Regions from separate parts of the Mus musculus genome. Here region 1 is linked to region 2. Evidence: chromatin loops called from intact Hi-C (ENCODE). Cell type or tissue: gastrocnemius. All regions are shown on one strand. Each heading gives the region's core, and the rest is flanking DNA. Links, peaks and the distances in the headings are about the cores only.

Region 1 (10,819 bases), core at 1,232-9,231, 110 kb after region 2:
CAATACTAAACAAATATTAATGCCCTTCCTGTTCTTTTTTTTTCAATTTTTATTAGATATTTTCTTCATTTACATTTCAAAAGCTATCCTGAAAGTCCTCTATACCCTCCCCTCCCTGCTCCCCTACCCACCTACTCCCACTTCTTGGCCCTGGCGTTCCCCTGTACTGAGGCATATAAAGTTTGCAAGACCAAGGGGCCTCTCTTCCCAATGATGGCCAACTAGGCCATCTTCTGCTACATATGCAGCTAGAGACACAAGCTCTGGGGTACTTGTTAGTTCATGTTGTTGTTCCACCTATAGGGTTGCAGACCCCTTCAGCTCCTTGGGTACTTTCTCTAGCTCCTCCATTGGGGGCCCTGTGTTCCATCCAATAGATAACTGTGAGCATCCACTTCTGTATTTGCCAGGCACTGGCATAGCCTCACAAGAGACAGCTATATCAGGGTCCTGTCAGCAAATTCTTGCTGGCATATGCAATAGTGTCTGCGTTTGGTGGTTGATTATGGGATGGATCCCTGGGTAGGGCAGTCTCTGAATGGTCCATCCTTTCGTCTCAGCTCCAAACTTTGTCTCTGTAACTCCTTCCATGAGTATTTTGTTCCCCATTCTAAGGAGGGATGAAGGAGCCACAATTTGGTCTTCCTTCTTCTTGAGTTTCATGTGTTTTGCAAATTGTATCTTAGATATTCTATGATTTGTTTTCTTGTAGCTGTGAATGGTTACTTTCCAAACTATACAATTACATGAATTTATTAACAAATCTTGATGAACCAAAGCCTAGAGATTAAAAATCATTGTTCATTAATTATATTTGCAGTAATTTGCTGCTTTTTAATGCATAGTTTCCTCATGTTTGAAAAGAAACTAGGCATAAAGTATATGGAGAATTAACATTTGTGATTCTCTAATTCATTTTACAATTATGCTCAGTTTTGAAATCACAATTTTAATGAGCATTACTTGAAAGTAACTAGACAACTATTAATTTATCAAAAATTTTAATTATAAATATAAGAATAGTTCGTAATTATAAATTGATCCTGTCCTGCACACATCCAAATTAATGAGGATGAAACAGAAAAATAACTTTTGGAACTATCTGCCAGGTACCTCAATACTTCAAAAAAGTTTGAGGCACGCACTGCAGGGTGGGAAGATTTCTACTTAATATTGTGAATTCTCTGGTTGATGCCCTCCTAAACTGAACTTAAGAGAGCTAGGCCAATAAGAGAAAGACAAAGATGTTTCTTAGCACACACACACACACACATCTTACACGCGTTCGCGACCGGCCAGGAAGAACGCAGCAAACCGGAATCTTCTGCGGCAAAGCTTTATTGCTTACATCTTCAGGAGCCAGAGAGCAAGATCCAGAGCAAGAGAGAGAATGGCGAAACCCCGTCCCTTTTAAGGAGAATTATTCTCCGCCTAGGACGTATTACTCCTTGATTGGCTGCAGCCCATCGGCCGAGTTGTCGTCATGGGGAAGGCAGAGCACATGTAGTGGAAAACTACCCTTGGCACATGCGCAGATTATTTGTTTACCACTTAGAACACAGGATGTCAGCGCCATCTTGTAACGGCGAATGTGAGGGCGGCTCCCCCCCCCACCCCCCACACACACACACAAATACCAGATGAGGCCAATTCAAAGGTTTGATTGAAATCTGGCCTCACATAACATTTGGTAAGGAAAGGTAACATGATAAGGGGGGGGGGGAGTGTTCAGAATCTTTGGCAATTTCATTTTGTTCTTCCTTGTGGGATGATATAGGATATCTTTGTAGATCTTTCTCCTGGTAGACAGCATAGGCAGGGTAGAGAGCTTTCCTTATATCCCCTTCTTCTCAATTGTCTTCAACTCAAAGGAATCCGTGTGCTTTGTGCTATTTTTACGATTGTGTATTTTGCTACCTTGAAACAGTCCAGATAGAATACATGTATATCAGACATGTAGACACATAGGCAGACACACAGATACACAGACAGATACACACAGATACACACAGATACACAGACAGACAGACACACACACACACACACACACACACACACACACACACAGAGAAACAGACACACACACACACACAGAGACATATCCACAAACACACACAGACACATACACAGACACATAGACAGCCAACCACACATATACACCACATGTAGAAACATAGACAGACAGACAGATACACACACTACACATAGAAACATAGGTAGATACACACACACACACACACAGAGAGAGAGAGAGAGAGAGAGAGACACACACACACACACACACACACATTGTCATAAGATGGGATTTTAAGTCATTATCTTGCTTTTCAGGCATATTGGGGTATCCAGGGCTTGATGTGGTGGGAGAACTGGGTTCTCATGGTGGGTGATTGCATTGGTTTCTGTTGCTTATGATCTCACACTTGCCTCTGTCTCTCTGGTTATCTCTGATGTTAATTGGCCTGGGTGTCTCTGACTAGAGCCAGTCTCCTTGGAGGCAGGCAATGCTGTGTCTAGTTAGGGTGGGCTCTTGTGTCTCTGGTTAGAGCAGAGTTAGGGCTGTGTCCCTGGTTACTGTGGACCTCCTGGGAGGCAGATAGGCTGTGGCGTGTGGGTGGGTATCTAGTAGTTGATCTGGCCAGAGTAGGAAGTGGGCTGGAAGAAGGGTGGAGCTCAGGGGGTGGAGTTTGTGGGGGGAGGTGGGTCTCTCTTCAGATGGTCCCTGTGGTTGTCTCAGCAGGCATGGGTATTTGGGTGAGATTCTCTCCTGTGTCTTTGTTTTCTGCAGACATCCTGGAAGGCACACAGTCTGTCTTTGTGGCTATGTACCTGCCTGCTGATATGGACCAGGGAAGAAATCAGGCTGGAAGAAAGGTGGAGCTCGAGCTGGGGTTGGGGGTGGGGTGTCCTGTGTCAGCTGGGCCCCGTGGTTTTCCCAGTTTGAGTGGGAATTTGGGTGAGAGTCTCACCTATTTCTTTGATTTCTGCAGACTTCCTGGGAGGAACATTGGTTGTTGGTGTGGGTGGGTATCTGGCTGCTGATCTACCCCAGGTAGCATGTGAAGATAGTTTTACAAACAGTAAGTCAATTATATAAAATGAATGCATATATTTAGATTATATATTTTATATATAACACACACATGTACATACATGTATATATATATATATATATATATATATATATCTTAAAGGATTTGAATTGGAGGCTAGGAGTGTGGCTGCATGGAGGAGTGCTGCTTAGTCTTCATGAGTGTTAGGCTGGTACCCCTGGTTTTGCCCTGAAGAAGCTGGGAAACCCCACCTGCCCTCCTTCCCCCAACCCCTCCTACACAGAGAAAACTCCTCTAGTCTCTTGGAGAAAACTCCAGGCTAACATGTCATCAGTCCGTGTCTCTGCTTTTCCAACAACCCATCCAAGAGAACCTGCCAGGGGCTCAGTTTTTGACCATATATGGACACAATCCTGGCCCATAGCTGACAGTCATCACTTTTCGCCTAAGATCTATAAAACTGCCATGCTTTAGCCAGATGCATGACTTCACTTACTTCCACTTGTCAGAGCAGTGAACCCACCCCAGAGCTGCCTCCTAATAAACTTGCCTTTACCTACTTTTAATCTTGTCTAATCTGGCCTATATCTATGTCATTGAGGGAGAGAAAATGTCTATCAGTGAGAATCTGGATTGGATCACCAGCACTAATTTTTAAATGTAGTATCTTCTTTGGAAACTAGAGGCCCACTTTACATCTTAACCATCAATTCTTGAAATTTGGATCATTATAAGGTACGATTTGATTTAATTTGTGAGCAGTATATTCTACGAGGAACTATTACAGTACATGAAATAGTATTTATTATTTATCTTTGTTAACAGGAGAATCTGGACATAGAAGAACAGTCCCAGGGACTGGGGAGAACAAACCTTGTCATTTATGACACATGAATGGAAATGAATTACATGGTTCAGTGCAATAATCCAGAAAGAGAAGAGAGATGCCTCCAGATCTTACTGATACATGGAATATGAGACAGCTGAGGCTGAGGGTCAGATAGTTGCCTCCAGGGACTGGAAGAGTAGGCGTTCAGGAGAACTGGGAAAACATGGCCATTGACGTACAGTTCAGGTAGGAAAATTTCTGATATGGTGCTGCACAGCAGAGTGAGTTCATATAACCAAAAAGCACTGTGTTCGCATGTGTGGTACATATACATGTTGGTGGATGCATGTACATGTACATCTGGAGGCTATAGTGGTGTTACCCAAGGTCTCTCCTACACTTAGAACTCATTCATTTGACTGGTCTGGCATTCCAGGAAGCTTCATGGATCCTTCTATCTGTGCCACACTCTGGCTTTTCCATGGATACAGCGATCTGAACTTAAATTCTTGTTCTTGTGTAGTGAGCAGTTTACAAACTAGACCATCTCCCCAACTGGTTTTATATATGTATATGTATATGTATGTGTATGTGTATGTGTATGTGTATGTGTATGTGTATGTGTATGTGTATGTATATGTATATGTATATGTAATGAAAGTACTTTTAGTGTTTTTACCATAAAATAATAAATATTTGAATAGATATATTTACTTTGACTTAAACAGTGCTCAATTTACAAGGGTATTAAACATCATATGGGGCTGTATAAATATGTATTTTGTACTTTGATTTGAAAAGATACTTAATTTCAGAAATAAAATGTGAATTAAAAAAACTAACAAAAAATGAGAATAGTCTCAAGTTGATCTTTCTCAGGTAGGACTGATAATTTCCTATTAGAAATTTACAGTACAGAGTACTTTATGAAGGATTTCAGAAATTCTACCATGAATAAGCCTATTTAACATTGTTTAATCCAATGTTCCCTAAATTTATATAAATTCAACACATTATGTTCCCTGAAATAAAATAAACATATGTCACATTCCATGAGTCATAATTTGGGAACACTCTTAAAATACATGATTTCCCCAAGTATGGTATTTAGGTCCTCTGTATTTCTTTTGAGAATAGAGCAAGACAATAGGGAAAATGAATTAACCTATTTAACAGACTATGAAAGGTCTAAATGCTAGTCTACAGAATAAAGGTATTTCCTAAAATAAAAGTAGAAGGATTAGTGATCGAGATCCTGCCTGCTTGCCTGAGAACCTGGGTTTGATCCCCAGCATTCAAAATAGTAATGATGAAATAATAATAATAATAAACAGGGAAGAAAAGACAGCTATAGCTCACTTAAAATAGAACAGAAAAATATATTTATTTTTGTTTTGGACTTAGATTAAAATATTAGGAAAGACTTCTCCATGGATCTGAAGCTGGTCCCAGATTTGCAGTGATCCTCATCTATTCAGCCCCCTGGGTGTTGGTAATACGAGTCGGTGTAGCCACTCTTGATATAGGACAATGGTTTAGGCTAATAAGGACTGGATCAGCAACAAAAACAGTAAATCCCGTGGAATACTAAGGCATGAGAAAATCTATCCATAGTTTGGATTTAGTGAGATTGACATCAGCTTTCAAGGGATCTGAAACTGCAGCTGGCATGCTTTCTGCATCCGAATTTAGCTGCTCAGCGCCACGCTGAGCTCAGTGACACGGGTGCTGCTTAGACCATGGCAAATAAAGCAATGCCTCGCCAGATCCCTAGCCTTTCCGGGAGTCAAGGCACTCACACTCTGAGACAAAGTCGATTTTGTTGTTAAGTGAGTTGTCTGTCCAGATATACGATTCAGTCACTCAACTGAAAGGATTAATAAATAAGGGGCAGAAAGGAGAGAGGATGGAACTGGAATCTGGAAATTAGTATGTATGGGAAGCACATAGCAAACAACATGAGAGAGCTGTTAGTGTGTTTCCGGGTCTCCATGAGAAGACAGCAGGCTCAGAAGATGCTTGGATTTGTGAATTGAAGCATGGAGATAGAAACCGTTAGCAGCTGACCAGTGCTGGAGGATTGGACATCACAGCTGCTGTTGTATCAGGAATCAGCCATAAACACAAGAGTAGCCTGGGCTTAGCTGAGTGATTCTCCACTTGTGAGTCATGACCATTGGTGACCCTTCAAAGGGGTCACCTAACACCCCTTAAAAATTAAAAGCACAGGTATTTACGTTATGATTCATAACAGCAGCAAAAGTACAGTTATGAAGTAGCAATGAAAATAATTTTGTGGTCCAGGGTCACCACAACCTAAGGAATGTATTAATGGGTTTCAGCATCAGGGAGGTTGAGAACCCTGGTTTATAGTCTATGACATTTGGATCACTTGTATACTGTAAATTTAAATTTTTCAAAGCCTATTTTTAATGATGGTGCTTAAACACTTCAATTTCCCATCTAGCCCACCACCCCCCAGTGGGAAAGAAATGTTATTATGATATGGGGAAGTGGATCTGTTTAGGGATGGATCTTTGGAGCCAGTTCCATCTGTGTTGTCAGGAACTCAGCAGTTCAGTTCACAGGTCAGCAGTGGCAGCTCGATCCACTTGCAGGCACTTCACAGATATCCCAGCTGTCTAGTTCAGTAGTGTCAGGAAAGCAGCAGCCATGGCAGGGCAGAACAGGAACAGGCAGGCCTCAGGCAAATGGACACGAGTCAGCAGGAGGAACTAGGACTAGCAGAGACATCAGGAGATGTTCTCTGCCATGCCTCTCTCAGCGAAGAGGTGAAACCAGGAAGCATGGCAGAGCTAGCTCTGCCTGCAAGCCCTTCTCACAGTCCGTTGAGTCCTATTTATACTCCTTCCAAAAATCACATGTCCTCCACGGGTATTGCCTTAGCACAAGTCTTGCCTCCACATGAGGCTGTCTGTCTTAGCAAAACTGCACGTGAGTCCGTTATCAGTTGACATCACTCTGCCTATTGGCCCAAGTCCGAGGAAGTAGCAAGCAATCTCAGAACTTTTCAAGAAGTTTTGTTGGGTGCATTTCTCTCTATGGAGTCACAACAAATGAAGCACAACAAGGATGTAAGGCAGCCCAGTACATGTGTGCTGTTAGCAAAGAGTTCTTCTTCATCACGCGTCCTTTCACGTGCTTGCTTTAGCAGAACATCCTTTCATTTGTGTCTGCTCAGCAAAGCGTTCCTTCACACACAGGAATTTACTCATCACAAATGTAGGTATCTAGAAGGTTCATGCTACGCCTAGACAGCGCCTGGCTCATTGGGTGCAGTCAGTCCTTTCTTGATGATGGATCCAGGAAGCATAACACGGTGTCCTGGTAGATGCCCTCTGAAAATGTATACATTCAGTTTTATAGTATTTTAGAACTGTTTATGAACAACAACAATAATAAAACCTGCCGTGAATCATTGAACAATTGGGAGAGTTAGGTAAGTCAACCATTTTTATTTTAAAAAACCAAGGTTAATCTAGAAAATACTGAACTGAAATGGAGTTGATTTCTGAAGCGACGTAGTAAAACATATACACGCTGCTTTTACAATGAGTCCGTTTTATTTATCTCTCTGTGACGTTTAGGAGTACCAAAATTCTTGGTAATTACATTACTAAAAGCTTAGACTGCCTTAAAAGCATGTCCCAGTGTCTGAAGGAATCCTGTCTACAACCAAGAGGGGGCAGCAGAGAGCCACAGTGCAGGAGCGATATATGTGACCAAGTCAGTTGAGTCTTGGACATCCAGATCAATAGTTTCACTTGTTGGTGCTAAGAAGCAGACGCTTGGATTTAAACTTAGTAAGCACTGGATAATTACCAATTGTTTATGGGCAGTGCTTGAGAGAAAAAAAAATAAACCAACCAACCAAACAAATGTAAACAGAGTGAAATAAGCAGGTTGCAGGTTCAGGGACATCCTGAGCTCACTGTGCAGTCTGAGCCTTTAGGATCCACAGTGACTCTGGACTCCTCAGCGTTCACATCAGACACAGTCAGGACAAAAGGGAGCTTCAGCGACATTTGCATAAACCTATATTTTTCTTATTAATTCCTAAACCATCATAAGGGAGATAAGAGATGATAAATTTTGAAAGAGTTTTTTTCTCAATTTCTTCACAATTTACAGACTTGGTTTTATTTTTTGTTCTCCTAACATTTTGTTTTATTTTTTAAAAGTGTTTGTCATTTCTGTTTATTTTCCCTATCAAGTAATTTTAAATATAAGATGAGTTTGCTTAAGAATAGTTTTGCCAGATTTTATACACATTTCAATAGAGTTATTCCTTTGATTATTTTTTACATGCTGTTTATTTGGGGACATATGTGTATATTCATAGAGAATGAAATTTATTCACCTCTATATCTTTCCTACACAATATCTGCACTGGTTTGTACTTATTTCCTTGTTTGAAAGTCTTATTGATTCATATTTAGTCTAAATGTAAAACTTGCTGAAAATTGAGGTTTACAGAATTAAGCAAGCAAACATGCATCTTTAGGGAACTGAATAGAGAATGCCTGCCTGGTGGTTTGAATTCTGTTGGCTTTGTGATTCACTAAAGCCATTCAACCTCTCTGGGCTTTTGTTTCCTTTGTGGAAACTGGGACAGAGCCAGCCAGTGGCACCAGATGGTGTCTGATTGCGATGGACAGTTGGAAACACATGGGTCTATTTTTGTTATTATAATAACAAAATATGGGGCAAGAATGTTAACTATTCTCTAATACACGCTGCAGTGTGGAGAAACAAGAGAATGGTCTAAGCCACAAGACTTTTGCGATCCCGTTGGAAGCAATAATAGATAATGGATAGTGGATAACAGATAATGGATAGTGGATAATGGATAATGGATAAACTCCTTGACAATATTTTGGTTCTTTTGATTCAGGAACATATTGCAAAGGAATAGAGAAGAGTTGCCGCTAAGAAAAATCTCCTTTCTGTTTTGGTTTGAGGAAAACACTGAGTACAGAAGATATTAGTGTTTGATGTTTTTAAATGTCCTAGAATGTCCTCCGTGAAAAGCCCATTTAGGTTTCTTTCAAATAAATTTCAGAATTTTTATAATAGTATGGTTTACCATTACAAGATTTTCAAAGATAGTCCAAGGAAGTAATTTGTACCCTGCTTTCAATTTTAACTATTTTAAGTGATAAAGGTGAACATGTGAGAGTAAGATGGAAAACTACAACTTAAAGAATGGAACTCAGCCTAAGTCCTAAGACACATGGCTACATAAAACCAGTCCTTCCAATCCCATGCCCACAAGTGACTCTGAGTTATCATGAGTTTGCTGAGATGACACTTGGATTGGCCCTGTGAGAATGCTTTCCTCTACAATCTATTTAGTACTAAGTATTTGGCAATGAGACGAGACAGTGAAAATAATCAATTCCTACTTGGAATAGACTAAATTATACTGTGTTCTATATAATATACAGCAGGGGCTTAATAGGTGCTAATAAAAATTAACTATGCCCTTAAAAGATTGCTTATTGAACATGTCCTTTCAGATACATTTTTTTTAGTGCAACCAGTTCACACAGTTAGTACAAGAAATATTTGTTTTCCTTCTACATCGCGGATGTGAAAGTTTTATGGTATGCAATAGGAATTTATACAGAAATGTATGCTATCTGTGATTGCTCTTAGAATACTGATGACTGCTTTAGACAGGCAATAAGAGTATAGATATCTGGATATGGTTGATTTCCACAGAATAATTAGTTACTGTATTTTTTACATATGTTGTCCCATGGTACATATCAAACATTGTTTTTTTTTATGATTTTGCAGTAAAAAAAATAGAATTTCTTTTCGGTAGCTTCACTACAGAGTATCAGGTGTTTTGATCCTGGGAAGCATAGGTTAAAGAATATGGATAATAATCTGCATTATCCTTTAAGCGAAGTGATTGTTCCTTTCTCTCTCCTCTTTCTGATCCTTGTTTATTAATCCTTACTATTGATTAACTTCATTATATGTGTGAAAACAGATCATTCACTTAACTATAAAATCCACTCTGTTGTGGAGTGTCAGGGCCTTGGCTACCTGGAAAGGCTCGAGATTCAGCGAGGCATTGCTTTGTTTGCAGTGGTCTAAACAGTACCTGTGCCCAGTCCTCAGCGGCTATACATGGATGCTGAAACCATGCCAGCTGTAGTTTCAGATCCCTTGAAGGTTGATACCAACCATGGAATGCATTTTGAGTCTAATTTTAGCTTTTTTAAAAATTTTTTTTATTTTTTAGAAATACCTGAATGCTCAGAGATAGTTATTTCTGATAGCTTGAACAATGATGTAACACAATTGCACTGTACTTTCTAGCTTTAAACTATATTTATTATTGTTTTGATGGTTTTGTTACTGTCATTGTTGAGTTATTACTATTCTTTGTTTTTTTGAGACAGGGTTTCTCTGTGTAGCCCTGACTGTTCTGGAATTCACATTGTAGACCGGGCTGGCCTTGAACTCACAGAGATCTGACTCCCTCTGCCTTCCGAGTGCTGGGAGTAAAGAAGAACACCACCACATTAGCAACATCTAGAAACACACAAAAGGCAGATCTTTGAGAGCATTTTAAGGTGGGATTAACTGAGCGGAGTAAGATCCACACTGAATGTGGGTGGTCCCACCCAATGGCTGTGGTTCGGTTTTGAAGGAGAAGGAGATAGGAAGATTGAGAGCAAGCTAGCAGAGCAACTGCAGCCTGTTTTCTGTTTCCTGATGCACTCAAGTTCCCTTTCTTTCCCTCTCTCCCCCTCCCCATTTCTCTCCCTTCCCCTCCAACCCCCGCCCCCACATGCACACATGCTCCAAGTTCAGAGAAAACGTAAGGTATTTATCTGTGAAGGTTAAGATGTGTGGATAAAATCTAGAATTACCTATGAGATAAACTTCCAGGCCCAGT
Region 2 (10,819 bases), core at 1,341-9,340:
CACCATCAATGTACTCAATTCACCAATAAGAACACATAAGCTAACAGACTGGGCTTAAAAAGGACACAGAAGTTTGTTGCATACAGGAAACACACCTCAGTGACAAAGACAGACACTACCTCAAATTAATAGGATAAAAAAAAAATTAAGCAAATGGTGCCAAGAAACAACCTGGAGTAGCCATTCTTATATCCAATAAAATAGACTTTCAACCAAAAGTTACCAAAACAGATGAAGAAGGACACTTCATTCTCGTTAAAGGGGAAATCCACCAAGAGGAACTCTCCATTCTGAATATCTACACCCCAAATGCAAGGGCATCCACATTTGTGCAAGAAATGTTACTAAAGCTCAAAACACACATTAAACCTCACACAATAATTGTGGGAGATTTCAACACCCCACTCTCAGCAATGGACAGATCATAGAAACAGAAACTAAACAGAGACACAGTGAAACTAGCAGAAGTTATGAACCATATGGATCTAACAGATATATACAGAACATTTCACCATAAAACAAAAGAATATTTTGTTCATCACCTCATGGCACCTTCTCCAAAGTTGACCATATATTAGGTCACAAAACAGGCCTCCACAGATACAAGAAGATTTAAATGCATCCTATCAGATCATCACGGACTAAGGCTGGTCTTCAGTAACAACAAAAACAACAGAAAATTCACATACTCATAAAAACTATACAACTTCTCTACTCAATGATAACTTGGTCAAGGAAGAAATAAAGAAAGAAATTAAGAGTTTCTATAATTTAGTGAAAATAAAGGCACAGCATACCCAAACTTATGAAACACAATGAAAGCAGTACTAAGGGGGAAAACTCATAGCTCTGAGTGCCTCCAAAGAAGAAACTAGAGACAGCATACACTAGCAACTTAACAGTAAGTCTGAAAGCTCTAGAAAAAAAAAGAAGTAAATACAGCCAAAGGGAGTAGACATCAGGAAATACTCAAGCTCAGGGCTGAAATAAACCAATTAGAAATAAAGAGAACTACAGAAAGAATCAAGAAAAGAAAGAGCTGAGTCTTTGAAAAACTCAACAAGATAGACAAACCATAAGCCAAACTAAAGATAGTTAAACCATAAGCCAAACTGACAAAACCAGTAATGAGCGATATAACAACAGAAACTGGAGACATTCAAAAATCATCAGCTCCCCCTACAAAAGCCTATACTCAACAAAACTGGGAAATCTAGAGGAAATGGTTGATTTTCTAGACAGATACCAGGTAACAAAGTTAAATCAGGACCAGATAAGTTATCTAAACATTCTCATAATCCCTAAGGAAATAGAAGCAGTCATTAGTAGTCTCCCAACCAAAAAAAGCCCAAGGCTGGATGGTATACCAGACATTCAAAGAAGCTAATACCAATACTTCTCAAACTATTCCACATAATAGAAACAGAAGCAGTACTATCTAATTCATTCTGTGAAGCTGTACTTACTCTCATACCTAAACCACACAGAGACCTAAAAAGAAAGAGACTGAAATAATGCCATAAATTCTATCTGATCACCATGGATTAAGGCTGGATTTCAATTTTGCTTATGAATATGGATGCAAAAATATTCAATAAAATCTCACAAACTAGATTCAAGAACATATGAGAACCATCATTCATCATGATTAAGTAAGCTTCATCCCCTGGATACAGGGATGGTTCAATATAAAGAAAGCCATCAATGTAATCTACTATATAAACAAACTCAAAGGGGAAAAACATGGTTATTTCATTAGATGCTGGAAAAGCCTTTAACAAAATACAACACCCCTTCATGTTAAAACTCTTGGAAAGATAGGGAATTCAAGGCACATACCTAAACATTATAAAAGCAATATACAACAAACCAACAGCCAATATCAAACTAAGTGGAGAGAAACTTGAAGCAATCCCACTAAACTCAGGGACAAGATAAGGCTGTTCACTCTGTCCCTATTTATTCAACATAGCACTCCAAGTTCTGGCTAGAGCAATTAGACAACAAAAAGAGGTCAAAGGGATACAAATTGGAAAGGAAAAAGTCAAGGTATCACTGTTTGCAAACGATGTGGTAGTATACATAAACGACCCCACAAATTCTACCAGAGAACTCCTACACCTGATAAACAACTTCAGCAAAGTGGCTGAATATAAAATTAACTTTAAAAATCAGTAGCCTAACTCACTCAAAGGATAAATGGCTGAGAAAGAAATTAGGGAAAAACACTCCTCACAACAGTACAAATAATATAAAATACCTTGGTTTAACTCTAACCAAGAAAATAAAATATCTATATAGCAAGAACTTAAAGTCTCTGAAGAAAGAAATCCAAGAACACCTCAGAAGATGGAAAGATTCCCCCATGTTCATGGATAAACAGGATTAACATAGCAAAAAATGGCCATCTTACCAAAAACAATCTACAGATTCAATGCAACCTCCATCAAAATTCCAATTCAATTTTTCACAGAGGTAGAAAGAGCAATTCTTAACTTCATATTGAATAACCAAAAAATGGAATAGCAAAAAACAATTCTAAGCAATAAAAGAACTTCTTGGGGAATCACCAATCCCTGACCTCAAGCTGCATTACAGAGCAATAGTGATTTTAAAACGCATGGTATTGGTACAGAGACAGGCAGGTAGATCAGTGAATAGAATTGAAGACCCAGAAATAAACCCACACAGCTATGGTCATTTGATCTTTAGCAAATAACTCAAAACCATACAGTGGAAAAAAGAAAACATTTATTTAAAAAAATACTGGTCTAACTGATAGTCTGCATGTAGAAGAATGCAAAATGATCCATTTTTATCTCCTTATACAAAGCTCAAGTCCAAGTGTATCCAGGACCTCTACATAAAACCAGATATGCTGAATCAAATAGAAAAGGAAGTGGGGGAAAACCCAAACAAACATGTTGACACAGGGGAAATTTTCCTGAACAGAACACCAATGGCTCAGGCTCTAAAATCAAAAAATGACAAATGGGACCTCATGAAACTGAAAAGCTTCTGGAAGGCAAAGCTACTTGGTTCTATTTTGTCAACAGAACAAAACGGTAACCTACAGCTTGGGGAAAGATCTTTATGAACCCTACATCAAAAATATACAAAGAATTAAAGAAGTTAGACTCCAGAAAAACAAATAACCCAATTTAAATTAATTTAATTTTAATTTTAAAGCTAGAAATTCTCAACTAAGGAATCTCGAATTACCAAGAAGCACCTAAAGAAATGTTCAGCATCCTCAGTCATCAAGGAAATACAAATCAAAACAACCCTGAGATTCTACCTTACACCAATCAGAACAGCTAAGATCAAATACGCAGGTGACATCAGATGCTGGAGAGGATGTGGAGAAAGAGAAACACTCCTCCTTTGCCGGTAGGATTGCAAGCTGGTACAACCACTTTCGAAATCAATCTGGTTGTTCTTCAGCAAATTGGAGATAGTTCTACCTGAAGACCCAGCTACACCATGGCTAGTCATACACCCAAAAGATGCTCCAACATATAACAAGGGCATGTGTCCCACTATGTTCATAGCAGCCTTATTTTTAATAGCCAGAAGCTAGAAACAACCCAAATGTCCCTCAATGGAAGACTGGATAGAGAAAATGTGGTACATTTATACAAAGGAATAGTATTCAGCTATTAAAAATAAAGACCTCCCAAACTTTGTAGGCAAATGGATGGAAGTAGAAAATATCATCCTGAGTGAGTTAACCCAGATCCAAAAGGACACAAATAGTATGTACTCACTGATAAGTGGATATTAGCCCAAAAGCTCAGAATAGCCACAATACAACTCACAGGCCATATGAAGCTTAGCAAGAAGGAAGGCCAAAGTGTGGATTCCACTTAGAAAGGGAAACAAACTAATAATCACAGGAGACAGACCGAGGGAGGATACTGGGGGGAAGGGGGGAGGGGAAAGGGGGCAGGACCAGGTACAGGAAGAGACAGGAGAGAAGTCCAGAGGGCCAAGAGAACGAATAGAAATAAGTAGCAGTGCAGGTGAGAAACGGGTTGGGGGCTGGGGGGTGGAGATCTCTAGAAAGTTCCAGATGTCAGGCTAATGGCGATGATAATAGCCAAAATACTCAACAGGGGAGAGATAGAACCTGAAGAGACCTCCAGTAGATACGCATGTCCCCCAGTGGAGGGATGGTACTACCCACACAACTCAAAATTTTTAACCTAGAATTGTTCCTGTCTAAAGGAAACACAAGGACAAAAAATGTATCAAAGACTGGAGGCCATCCAGAGACCTTTCACCTTGGGATCCATCCTATCCGGAGGCTCCAAACCCCAACACTATGGCTGATGCTAAGAAATGCTTGTAGTCAGGAGCCTGGTATGGCTGTCCTCTGAAAGGTTCTGCCAGAACTTGACTAAGACAGATGCAGATACTCACAGGCAACCATCAAACTGAGCCAGGGACCCCAATGGAAGAGTTAGGGGAAGGATTGAAGGAGCAGAAGGGAATTGCAACCCCATAGGAAGAACAACAGTATCAATTAAGAGAGCTCACAGGGACTAAACCACAAACCAAAAAGTATACACAGGTGGGTCCATGGCTTCCGATACATATGTAGCAGAGGATGGCCTTATCTGGCATCAATGGAAGGAAAGGCCCTGGTCCTGTGGAGGCTTGTTGCCCCAGAGAAGGGGGATGCTGGAGGGGTGAGCTGGGAGTGGGTGGGTGGGTGAGGGAGCACTCTCTTAGAGGCAAAGGGAAGGAGGCAGAGGTGGGGAGGTTGTGGAGGCAAGACTGGGAATGGGTGGCTAGTGCAAAGGTGAAAGCCAATTCCCTTAAAAAGGAATAAGCACAAACTATCATCAGAATGGTAAGAACTACAAGGTTGTAGGAAAAAAAAAAGAATCGTTTCAAAATTCTGAAGGATGATGATTTTTCACCTAGGATTCCGAATTGGACAAAGCTGTCCACCAAATACAAAAATAGAAAAGTATAAACATCTTCAAGCACATAAGCAGTGAGGAAGTTCAGCCCAAAATTTTATCATAAATTTCTTAAATGGCAATTAATTAAAGAGTTGCAATTTTAAATAATTTTTTGTTTTGGAATAAGTTTGGATTTGCTATAGTTTTATGAAGGTATCACAGATTGTCCCCATATTTACCTCACCCACATCCCTTGAATGCTATTTTGTTCGATTTGTCCATTATAATTTTTAAGATTTATATTTTTATTTAGTATAAAACAAACTTTATTATAAAAATCAGTTGCAAAAGCATTAGCCAAACCTAAAGCCTATACTACTTAATGAACTTATGTACAATTTAGAATTGGTATTCAAAATGGAAACTATAAAGTTTCACATTAAATTTTACATTTTTCAGTATTGAATATATTTTATGCACTTATACACCACCAATTGTATGAATGTGGATGGATGCCCACATATAGATATGTGCATCACATGACTGGTTCCTGTAATAGCCAGAAGGAGTCAGATCAGCTAGAACTGGAGTTACACAATGTTGGGAACTCACCCTGGGGGTGCTGGGAATCAAACTTGGGTCCTATGGAAGTTAAGCAAGTGCTCTTAAAAGCTGAGCCATTCCTTCAGCCTCTTATCCATTACTCTTAAACAAAGTGCAGTCCTCGGTGACATTTTTTGTAGCATGCTTTCTTGTGACTTTTTTTAACTCTAGTATCCATATAAATTCAATTTATTAAATGTTATAAATATATTACAGTTTTGTTTCCCAGTATCTCAAACAATTTTCAATTCAAGAAACAAATTTTGTAAAATATCTACATACTACAAGAATATTTTGAAATCCCATTTCTGAAGATGAGTCGTGAGCATGGAACATCACCTAGGTAGCTTTTGTAAAACCATATCTTCCCAGAGAAATGCATAATATGTGTTTGTATTTATCATTATGCACAAGGAAACTGACATAAGGGGAGAAATTTTGATCTCAGAAAGCACAAATCCATAAATTACCTTCTAAACATAACTCTCATGAGAACATGAAATTCTGGAAGAGTTAAAAAAAATAAGGAATTAATCAGATTAAACGCCATATTGACGCATCTGATATTGAAAAGTCGGGTTTCTTAGCACAGGTGCTTTTTCTGTACACGTTGATGGGTTCCAGCAGTAACACAATATGGACAGTAGGGGGAGCGAGAGGCAAAGCCATCCAGTGACCGTCCACAAACTTTCTCAGTTCCTCTTAGAACCCAGTCACACATTATGAACTAACCAGTACCCCGGAGCTCTTGACTCTAGCTACATATGTATCAAAAGATGGCCTAGTCGGCCATCACTGGAAAGAGAGGCCCATTGGACACGCAAACTGTATATGCCCCAGTACAGGGGAACGCCAGGGCCAAGAAAAATGGGAATGAGTGGGTAGGGAAGTGGGGGGGAAGGTATGGGGGACTTTTGGGATAGCATTGGAAATGTAATTGAGGAAAATATGTAATAAAAAAAAATTAAAAAAAAAAAAAGAACCCAGTCACACACCAAGGATGATGTAGATATCGTGCTGTGGGACATAGTAGATTTCTATATTCTCCGTAGTATGAAGATGTCACTCTATCTATGGGAGCCCATTCTTACCAAATATTATATTAAGGCAAATGTGCTTAGGAAAAGGTCGTATATACGTTTATTTTAAACACATTTTGAAAACACAATTTTTTCAGCATCTCTACAGTTCCTTTTACAAGTCTACCACCAGCGAACGCCAAGAGGGGAAGGGCCATGAGACTCCTTTGCATTCCTGCAGACTTGTAAGGAGCCCCTGTTACAGATAGTCCACACCAGATGTGGCAATGCTCTTATCTCTGCTTGCTTCCACTTGCTTATCGATGCACATTTTCTCAAATCTCCATATATCACACTTGCTCACTGCTTTTCTTTAAAATTATATTTTCACCAACAAACCCTCAGCCAAATTAAGTAAAAAGCAGGGAGAGATTGTCTTAGAGTTTAACCGCTGTGAACAGACACCATGACCAAGGCAACTCTTATAAAGGACATTATCATCAAGGTGGGAGCATGGCAGAGTCCAGGAAGGCATGGTGCAGGCAGAGCTGAGAGTTCTACATCTTCATCTGAAGACTTCTAGGCAGCTGGGATGAGGGTCTTAAAGCCTGTGCCCATAGTGACACACCTACTCCAACAAGGCCACACCTCTTAATAGTGCTACTCCCTGAGCCAAGCATATACAAACCATCACAGAGATGATCCAAATTAACAAAATTAGAGATGAAAGGGGGGATTATACCAGATACCAAGGAAATTCTGAGAATCATAAAGACATACTTTAAAAATCTGTAGGCAATCAAATTGGAAAATCTAAAAAAATGGATAATTTTCTCAATACAGACCACCTAATAAAGTGAAATCAAGATCAAATAAGCAATTTAAACAGACTTGTAATCCCTAATGAAACGGACGCAGTAAATAAAAGTTTCCCAAGCTATAAAAGAATAAGAAATAGTCCAAGGCCAGATGGTTGGAGCACAGCATTCTACTGGACTTTTGAAGAAGAGGTAATTCCAATACTCCTTAAATTAGTCCACAAAATAGGAACAGGGGGAACACAGCCCAATTCATTTAAGCCACATAAAAATCTAATGAAGAGAATTGTGGAAAATTTTCCCAAATGTAAATATTTTTAATAAAATACTTCCAACCTGCATCCAAGCACATATCAAAAAGATCATCCACCATGATCAATTAGGCCTTATCCCAGGGATACAGGGATAGTCCAACACACATAAGTTGATAAATGTAATCCATAAATAAAGTGAAAGCCAAAAAGCACATGATCATTAGATGCAGAAAAGGCCTTGACAAACCCTAACACCCCTTCATGATAAAAGTCCTGGAGAGATTAGGGATACAAGGGACATTCTCAACATAATAAAGGCATTTTCTTGCAAGTCCATAGTCGATATCAACTTAGAGAAATTTTTAAAGCAATTCCACTAAAATTAGGAACAAGCAAAGTGGTCCACTTTCTCTCTGTACCTATTCAATATAGTACCTGAAGTCTTTCCCTAGGGCAGTAACACAACTAAAGGCAATCAAGGGGATATGAATAGGAAAGGAAAAAAAATCACAGAATCTTTATTTGCAGATGAATTCCTAATATACAGAAGTGGCCCTAAACATGGCTGAATACATAATTAACTCACAAAAAGCAGTTGCCTTCCTAGATACAAACGACAAAGAGACTGAGAAAGAAATCATAACATCTTTCATATCAACCCCTCTGTCTCTCTCTTTCTCTCTGTCTCTCCCTTTCTCTCTGTCTCTCTCTTTCTCTCTGTCTCTCCCTTTCTCTCTGTCTCTCTCTGTCTCTCTCTGTCTCTGTCTCTCTCTCTCTGTCTCTCTCTCTTTGTCCTTCTTTTTCTCCTCCTCCTCCTCCTCCTCCTCCTCCTCCTCTTCCTCCTCCTTCTTCAACTCTAACCAAGCAAGTGAAAGACTTTGATGATAAAAACATTGAGAGAGTGAAGAAAGAGATTGAAGACAATATCTATATTTGAATGCTTAGTCACCAGGGAGTGGAACTCTGATAGAAGAAGAATTCAGGGGTGTGGCCTTGTTGGAGGAAGTGTGTCACTTGGGGTGGGTTTTGAAGTTTCAAAAGCACACACCCAGCCCTCTGTTTTTCTTTATCTCAGCCTACAGATGACTACTTCTCCAACTCCATGCCTGCTCAGCTGCTGCCATGCTCCTTGCTGCCATGATCCCTGCTGTAATAATGAACTAAGTCTCTGAAACTGTAAGCAAGCCTCCAACTAAATACTTTCCTTTCTTAGAGTTGCCATAATCATGATAATAAAACTTAAGATGATATCGGAATACAGAAAGATCCCCCATGCTCTTGGATTAGTAGGATTAATATAGTAAAAAGTGTCATCTTACAAAAACCAATCTACAAATTCAATGAAATCTCCATGAAATTTCCAATTAGAATCAATCTACCTCAAGATGCAACTACATGACTTATATCCAAAGGACACAATCCTACCACAAAAGAAAAAAAAAACTTGCTAAATTTATATCCATTGCTGTTCTTTTTTTTTTTTTTTTTTTAAAGATTTATTTATTTATTTATTTATTATATGTAAGTACACTGTAGCTGTCTTCAGACGCACCAGAAGAGGGCATCAGATCTCATTACGGGTGGTTGTGAGCCACCATGTGGTTGCTGGGATTTGAACTTCGGACCTTCAGAAGAGCAGTCGGGTGCTCTTACCCACTGAGCCATCTCACCAGCCCCTCCATTGCTGTTCTATTCATAATATTCAGAAACTGGAAACAACCTAGATGTCCATCAACTGGTAATAAAGAAAATGTAGTAAATAGAATGCTACTCAGTCATCAAAAAATGAAATCAAGAAATTTGCAGATAATTGGATCTCACCTCTACATGGCCATGGAGTCTACCCTTAATGGTATGTATCCCCATTGCTACTCAGTTGGAGAGAACAAATATTTTACTTGTGAGTGGTTATCAGTTAGAAATAGCTTCTGGGTTAAGGATATAAGCTTGTACCCATTTCTTCTCTCCTTCTAGGACTCCATGTGGCCAGGCCATTGTAGGCACCATGCATGCTGTATCAGTCTCTATGAGTTCATATGTGTATTTGTCTTAATATCTTAGAGCCTTGTTTCCTGAGTCTCCTCGAACTCCTCTTACACTCTTTACCTCCTCTTCTTCAGAATTTCTTGATCCTTAAGGGAAGGTATTTGAAGGAGACAAACCATTTAGGACTGTTTGAGGTCTATTTTTGTCAGATATTAAGATAGCTATTCTACCTTGCTTCATGGGAAAATCCTTTTCCAGACTTTTACCCCGAGGTGATATCTATCCTTTAAGATAATTTTTGGGGTGCAGCAGAAAAGATGGCTCCTAATTTAAATTCCAATCTGTTAGTCTAGGTCTTTTCACTGGGCAATTGAGACCATGGGTGTTGTGTCATCAGCCAATGAACACTGGTTGTTGACTCCCGTTATTTTGTTGGAGTAGTTTAGGTTTTTCCTTCTCCCGTTTTATGATTTGCTGGTTTGGGATGTTTGATTCCTTGTGTTTTCTTGGATGTGGTTAACCTGTTCAGGTTGAATTTTTCATCTTAGATTCTTCTGTAGAAGTAGATTTGTAGTTGCATACTGCTTACACTTGGTTTTATTGTGGAATGTCTCCATCTGTTGTGATTTAAATATCTGCTCACTATAGTAGCCTGAGCTGGCATCTATGGTCTTTTACAGTTTGGGGAACACAAAGCAGGCCCTTTTTGCTTTTAGAGTCTCCATTGGAAAGTCAAGTATTATTCTAATAGATCTGCCTGTATAAGTTATGTGCGATTTTTCCTTACAGCTTTTAGCATTATTTGTTCCTTACATTTAGTGTTTTGATTATTGTCATTTGGAATTTCTCTTCTGGGCCAGTCTCTTTTGTGTTCTGTGTGCTTCTTGTACCCCTAATAGATGTGAGGCATTGGGCTCTGCACAGACATTCTGGTCTCCAGTCAAGCTGAGGTCTGAACCCCGGTGATGATAATTCACCTTCATGACATGGTAGGCATTCCCTCATGCTCCTGGAACTCTGGCCCTTGCCTAAGTTATCGCCCCCCCCACAGCCCCCACAAGAGAAGCATGGTCAGTAGTCATGTAGGCAATGGCCCAAGCTTCTGACCTTCAGGCTAAACTCCCCCCCAGTTACCCAGCAAGAGTGAAGACCATAAAAAGGGCTATTCAGCCCCACCTCACTCTCTTACTCTCTTGTCTCTCTCACTCCTTTGTTCTCTTACCTCTCGC

What was found. A loop is a pair of places that touch in the nucleus more often than their neighbours do. Peaks named below come from ENCODE experiments on the same cell type or tissue, not always from the same donor. Only the 100,000 strongest peaks of a DNase experiment are listed, where the experiment ranks them.
Region 1: a loop joins it to region 2, with 2.7 times the contacts of the local background. A loop is called at or near these places in 9 of 42 quality-filtered maps.

The regions. Positions count from the first base shown.
Region 1 is chr10:57,563,816-57,574,634 of GRCm38, forward strand. No RefSeq gene overlaps it. Among named protein-coding and RNA genes, the nearest start is that of Serinc1, 37 kb to the left of the region's middle. In gastrocnemius, for the core only: a CTCF peak has its summit at 7,586 (motif pointing right); DNase peaks (open chromatin) are centred at 5,593, 7,589 and 8,520.
Region 2 is chr10:57,457,330-57,468,148 of GRCm38, forward strand. No RefSeq gene overlaps it. Among named protein-coding and RNA genes, the nearest start is that of 4930467K11Rik, 24 kb to the right of the region's middle. In gastrocnemius, for the core only: a CTCF peak has its summit at 6,132 (motif pointing right); a DNase peak (open chromatin) is centred at 6,164.